Regions from separate parts of the Homo sapiens genome. Here region 1 is linked to region 2. A link is a contact called in ENCODE Hi-C or POLR2A ChIA-PET data. All regions are on one chromosome and are shown on one strand. Each heading gives the region's core, a stretch centred on a gene start or an enhancer-like site at or near the end of the contact. The rest is flanking DNA. Distances are from core to core; before and after follow the strand shown.

Evidence for each region. A loop is a pair of places that touch in the nucleus more often than their neighbours do. ChIA-PET counts read pairs that join two places held with the same protein, here RNA polymerase II (POLR2A). Pooled maps may share reads with other maps.
Region 1: a loop to region 2 is called in a map of Caco-2, with 3 times the contacts of the local background. The contact joins the promoter of ZFAND4 here to the enhancer-like site in region 2. A Hi-C loop is called at or near these places in 1 of 168 maps with a recorded cell type or tissue (Caco-2), 1 of 37 single-sample maps with no recorded cell type and 8 of 50 pooled maps. POLR2A ChIA-PET finds 5 or more read pairs at or near these places in 2 of 52 experiments (BJ and GM10248).

The regions. Positions count from the first base shown.
Region 1 is chr10:45,671,455-45,674,679 of GRCh38, reverse strand. ZFAND4 (zinc finger AN1-type containing 4) reads left to right here and starts at 1,908. Exons shown (of 10, transcript NM_174890.4): 1 at 1,908-2,430. RefSeq lists a silencer at 1,606-2,325.
Region 2 is chr10:45,555,883-45,559,027 of GRCh38, reverse strand. It overlaps a transcript of MARCHF8 not described here. Among named protein-coding and RNA genes, the nearest start is that of MARCHF8, 22 kb to the right of the region's middle. RefSeq lists an enhancer at 1-1,594. Within about 2 kb of position 1,372, at least 8 of the 41 ENCODE cell types and tissues checked have a DNase peak (open chromatin) inside an H3K27ac peak, as active enhancers do.

The sequences.
Region 1 (3,225 bases), core at 659-3,158, 120 kb before region 2:
TTTCCCCTATTCATTTTATGCATCTTCCTTCTGTCCGTAGGTTATTTGTGCACATAGTTTCTTGCTGTAGTACCCAATGTCGGTCAGAGTCAGCATTTGTTAAATACGATGATTTTCTTTTGGAACAACTAAATCTACTCATCAATCAGTAGGATTGGTTTCAGGGGATTCAGGAGACAACAGGTTTAGAAAATACGCAAGCTGCTATTTTGAGAGGCTTGAAAGGGAGAGAGAACTTACGTTAAAAAAAAGTTCCTATGGTAACAACTTTTAATGCTATTTTATTCAGTCTCCATGGTCTATCAGATAGGTAATGTAGTAACACTAATTTTACAGATAAAGCTAAAATCTGGAAGCAATGTGGAATAATGGAACAAGGTTGGATTTTTGTATTGTGTCCTAGTTTAAATATGGCTTTCCGACATAGAGCTGTTTGATTATAGGTAAATTGTTCTACTTTAATTGGCTTTTGTTTACTCCTTTGTAGACGAGGGATTTCACTACCAACTTTGCAGGATTGTGATGGGGAGAGAATACGTAAAGACCCTTATCAACTATCTGGCACTTGAAGAATGGCAGATGATAATGATGATGATGTTGTAAAGAATGAATGACTTGGCCAGGTAATGGAGCTTCTGGTATTGGGAGGCAAGGCTTTAAACACACCTGCCTGACTCCACGGTCCATGCTGTCAATTCTCCAGTGTGAATGAAGTGGGCAGGCAAGGGTGAGAAACGCTAAGGTTTTTACTCAGTAAGTCTCCATCACAGGCCCTATTCTAGGCTCAGGAATGCAAAGATGATTACCATCATAGCTCTGTCCTCAAAGGTCTCCAATCTATTTAGCATTAAGCATATGTGGAGTTTCAGAAGGAACCAACGGCGAGACTGGTGAATCAATGCCCAGTGCCTCACCATACTCCCCCAGTGTATGCTCAATAGTTCGTTGAACTGTGGAGATAAGTTGGTGGGTAGGGTCTCAGAAGAATGAGAGAGGACAGGAGACACAGATTAGATGTTTAGTTTCATATTAGACTGGCTCCTCTGAGCCAGAAGTCGAGGATGAGTGAACCCGCAGTGGGAGTGAGATGACATTCTTTGTCAGCTGAGTAACCCACTTAGTGAAGGAGGTTCACGGAGTTGGAAAATCGGTAGGGGGAACGGAACGAGGCAGTGGGCTCCCATGTTAGGTTGAAAGGCAGGTGTTGGCTTGAAGCCAGTTACTGTTTACACCGCAGCTCAGCAGCTTGGAAACTGGAGCAGGAGGTGTGGCTGGGCTTACCCAACGCTGGGATTTGAGCCCAGGGTGCCTACTCCATTGCCTGGCCTACAGTTCTCAGTAAATTGTATGAGGACTACAGAAAGTTATCTGTTTTCGCCTTTGTCTTCAAGCAGGCACGGTAATGCCCCCATTTTCCAGATGAGGCAATTGAGGCCAGAAACATTAGGGGACGGTGAAGCCTAAAGCAGATTTGTTAGGACAGGCCGGCCCAAACGCACCAGGAGCGCCCCTCACTCTGGAGAGGCCACCGACTGGACAGCGTCTGCCTGTATCGCCTATCTCCAGCAAATCAGGCGCCTGGAAGAGGATCCCCGGTGGGTCTCACGGAGGGCGGCTCCGGCTTCAACCCCGCCGTTCCCAGCAGGCCATGCGGCTGCCCTCCAGACGCCCGCGTGGGCACGAGTCAGGGGTCCAGTGTTGCTAGTAATAAAAGATCAACATCCGGGCCTCGTAACTCACAACCTCCAGCGAATGCCAAGAAGGCCCCAGGGCCCTGGCGCCCCGGCAACCGCCCACGTCCGGGGGCCAGGCCTGCCCCCGCCCGCGCTGATTGGAGGGCAGCGAAAGCGCCGTCCAGCGATTGGTAGGTGGTGTCACAAAGGGGCGGGGCGCGGCGGCAGCGGAGCGTTGTCGGCCAGTGCCTTCCGTGAAGTTGCTCGCCGGGTCGTTGGGCCCTGTCGACCTGTAGGCGGGCGAGCGAGCCAGCGGACAAGACTGCGGGTGAGGCTGAGCTAGCGAGCGGCCGGCAGGGGGGGCGCCCGGGCTGCGAGCCGCTGAGCCCAGCCGCGCTGCCGCCGCCGGCCGTCGTGGGGCCGGAATGGCGCAAGGCCGGAGTGGCGCGGGCGCTCGGCGCTGGGCTGCCGGGTAGAGTCCTGTCCCCGCCCCTCGCCTTGCGGCCTGACGCCGGCCGCTGCTGCCCGGGGACCGGAGCGGCGGGCCGCCTTTGCCCAGGACACACGCTCTGGCGTTTGTTCCTTTGGGCGTGACGCCAGCTTCAACGGGTACGCGGCTTTCCCGACGGGTGCTGATCTCCGAGTCGCTGTTGTCACGCGGACTGCTGTCCTCCAGATTCAGGCCGGTGGGTCTGGGGAGCCCGGATTGGTCTTGGAGGAGCAACGGCTGCGCAGGTGACTCGGTGGCCTCAAGTGTGTAGGTACCTGGATGGCGCGAGGAGATGCTGGCTCTGAAATACTTCCCAATTCCGCTTGCAGATGAACTCCGGACTAGAGTTTAGGCTACAGACAAGTTAGGCGGTTGATGTGATTCTGTAGCTCGTATTTCGAACTTTAGGGATGTTTTGATGTATCAGTAAATGTAGATCTGTGTCACAGTTTTAATGGCAGCTTCACATTCCGGATATCTTTATGTTGGGGAAAATGTTTCAAAGGTAACTGCTCTTCTGTAGCTAAGCTTCTTTAGAGCAGAGGTTGGAGAAAATTCTGAGTTACTGAAATTACGTATTCAGCGCTATTGCCTGTTTACCTTTAACTTCCATTTCATCCTTGGAGTTGTGTTTTTAGAAACTTTTCAGAAGAAATGAGAGAAATGCTTTGGGAATTGATTTTTTTTTTTTTTTTAAGTTCTAGGGTACATGTGCACAACGTGCAGGTTTGGTACATAGCTATACATGTGCCATGTTGGTTTTCTGCACCGACTAACTCGTCATTTATATTGCGTATTTCTCTTAATGCTATCCCTCCCCCCATCTCACTCCCCACGACAGGCCCCAGTGTGTGATGTTCCCCTCCCTGTGTCCAAGTGTTCTCATTGTTGAGTTCCCATCTATGAGTGAGAACATGGCGGTGTTTGGTTTTCTGTCCTTGTGACAGTTTGCTGAGAATGATGGTTTCCAGCTTCATCCATGTCCATGCAAAGGACATGAACTCATCCTTTTTTTATGGCTGCATAGTATTCCATGGTGTATATGTGCCACATATTCTTAAT
Region 2 (3,145 bases), core at 123-2,622:
ATACCTTTTCTTTCTTTAAAGATGTATTTACTTGGAATATTACTTGGTTTAAAAGGCAAGAATTGTCAAAGCACAAGTGGGACTTTATTATAAATTCTTTTTTCTGATTTTACTACATATTTCTTCCCTTTAGGCCTCAATGTGTTCTGTTCTATTTATTCAAAATAGAAGTTTTATTTGTGGTACTACATAATTATAAAACAGTTAATATTGAAGAGGTGAAAGATCCTTTGTACCTCTGCTCCCATTTTCTCCCCGCATGCTCTCCGGTCTCACTGTCAGTAGCTGGGTGTTATACATACATACACATATGTATGTTTGTATGTACACACAGCCTGCTAGTGCTGGAGGCAGAACTGAGAGCCACCACCGTGCGCCTGGCACCAGAAGTGCAGCCACTGTTGTCAGTGCAAAGATCGTTTGGTTGATAGGTCAACTGTCATGGCTGTGGCCATCAGGATGTTCCTTGTTACCCACGCTGCTGTCAGTCCTGTGGCAACAGCTGCTGCTTTCCGTGCTGCTGATTCCTTGAAGTGTTACTGTTCTTCAGAGCCTTTTGAGAATGCCTTTAATTTGATTGTTCTTCTTAGAACAAATCACACAATACCACTATCATCCCTTGCTTTTATGTAGGATAGTGTGAATGACAGATACCATGTTGTCCTCCAAGCCACTACTCTCTTCTCATGGTCTGTGGCTTTCTTTGGATTAACCTGAACTCTTGCTGTAGAATGAATGTCCGTTCCCCAAGATCCCTGCCCCCTGGAGATTTCTAGGTGCTTTTGGTAAACAGGTCCTTGTCTGCCTTGACTCTGCTATTATCCTCAGTCATGTACAAAATCTCTATCTTTCCTGGAGTTGTCCCAGTGCAGACTCAGGCTAGGAGTCATGCTTCTGAAGAATAATGTATGAAAATGATTTTGAAAAAGGAGTGATTGACTAAGCGTTCATCTATTACCAAAGATAATTAGAACTATAGTAACACATGGAAAAATATCAGTGATCACTGGTCACTGATACTGATCATTGACATTTCTTACATAATATACTAAGTTATTATTACCAAATTTATAGCTAAGTCATTTTTTTTGCAGGCCTGCATAAGCATATTTAACTAAAAGTCTGTTGAATGAGACTTGCATAGTGCTTCCCCAGGTACCTGACCTAAGGCACCTGTGAGTCTGTGTGCTTACCAGGGGCCTTTCCATCATTGTTATGGGGCTGCCTAAGCAGTGGTAAGCCTTTGTTAAATGCAGACATGGAATGAGTCCTTCTGCAGCCCGTGTGGCCTCCTCTTAGCTGTGGGCCTGCCTCTTCCTGTTTTGGTTCCTCACTTCCGTTTAGAGTGACCCTGAAACCACATTCCAGCCCTATCTTCATTTCCTCTGCACAGGAGGTCGTATGGTCTTCTGTTCACAGTCAGACTTAAGACCCTTCCTATTTTCTTTAAGGACTGGTTGTTTTCTATTTGATGTTATTGTGCTGGTGATCCACAATGTATATTGTCAGAAAATAATACTTTGAAAGCTGTGGTAGCTAGAGGTCTGTGTAGGATAGAATAGACAATGGGTAGGAAGTATTAAGAATAAGCACCTTTTGGGCCAGGCGTGGTGTCTCACGTCTGTAATCCCAGCACATTGGGAGGCTGAGGCAGGTGGATCACCTGAGGTCAGGAGTTCAAGACCAGCCTGGCCAACGTGGCAAAACCCCGTCTCTACTAAAAATAGAAAAGTTAGCCAGGCGTGATGGCGCACACCTGTAATCTCAGCTACTCGGGAGGCTGAAGCAAGGAGAATCGCTTGACCCAGGGAGGCGGAGGTTGCAGTGAGCCGAGATTGTTCCATTGCACTCCAGTCCAGGCAACAAGAGCGAAACTCCCGTCTCAAAAAAAAAAAAAAAAAAAAAAAAAAAGAATAGGCACCTTTTGTTGTTCAATGGGTATAGTTTCAGTTTTGCAAGATGAAAAAATTCTGGATATCTGTTTCACAACCATGTGAATATGCTTAACACTGTTGAATGCTGTACACTTACAGATAGTTAATTTGATAAATTTTATGTTTTGTGTTTTTTACCACAAGAAAAAAACAACCATTTTTTTATGGAACATAGACTTAAAAGGTTAAGTACATACAGGGTTTTGGATTTTTTGTCTTTTTAATACTTGATTCTATTTACTCATCCTTTACTACAAGTTGGATCACTAGATTAGGGTTTTGGAAGGTTTAGCAGAGCAGAGAAGTATAGCAAACAGAATTCGTTCATTTAACATTTATTGAGCACTTCCTGGGTAGCAGGCCCTATGCTTTAAGTTGATAATTCAGAGAAATAAGGGACTTGACCCCCAGATGCCTCTTTTGTGGAAAGAACCGGAGAAGCCGTTTTAACATAAAGCAGGAAATCCTGAAAAATTTTATATGCCATTAACATTTTATTATTAAAGCATACAGACATACAGTCATACATCAAAGTTTCAAAACTTTTATTATGGAGAATTTAAAACATACACAGAAGTAAAGGAAGAATACCGTGAACCGCCTTGTGCCTGGCTCTAGCTGGCATCCACTCATAGCGTCTTTTGTTTCTTTATATCCCTCTCCCAGTCCATTTTTGGGGGTACATTCTTGTTCTTTTCATTTTATCTGTAAATATTTTAGTACTTTCACTGAAAGATAAGGGCTGTTTTTCTTAGAATGAATCACACAATACCACTATCATCCCAAAGTTATTTCACAGTTTTGTGTGTGTGTTTGTGTGTACTGTGATTTGTTTGCATCAGGATGTAAACAAGGTCTACACATTACATTCGGTTGATAGGTTTTCTTCAATATCTTTTAAGCTATAGGTTTTCCTTATTTTCTGTCTTATTGAAATGTTATTTACTGAAAAAATCATGCCGTTTATCTTGTGCACTTGCTCATACTATTATATATGAATTTTGCGAAATGATTTTTTTGCTTTGAAACAGTAGTGACCACTTATTCTTCACATAGATCCATTACTTAATCATGGGCATGCAAGATGTTGCAATTCTAATTTCATCATTCCTTTTTCATTTATTCGCTGGAATACTAGTACAGAGAAGACTCTTTTTACAGACTGTTCAGTTACCCAGAGGTATAGCTTATACAGGGAAGTCAGGTTAAAT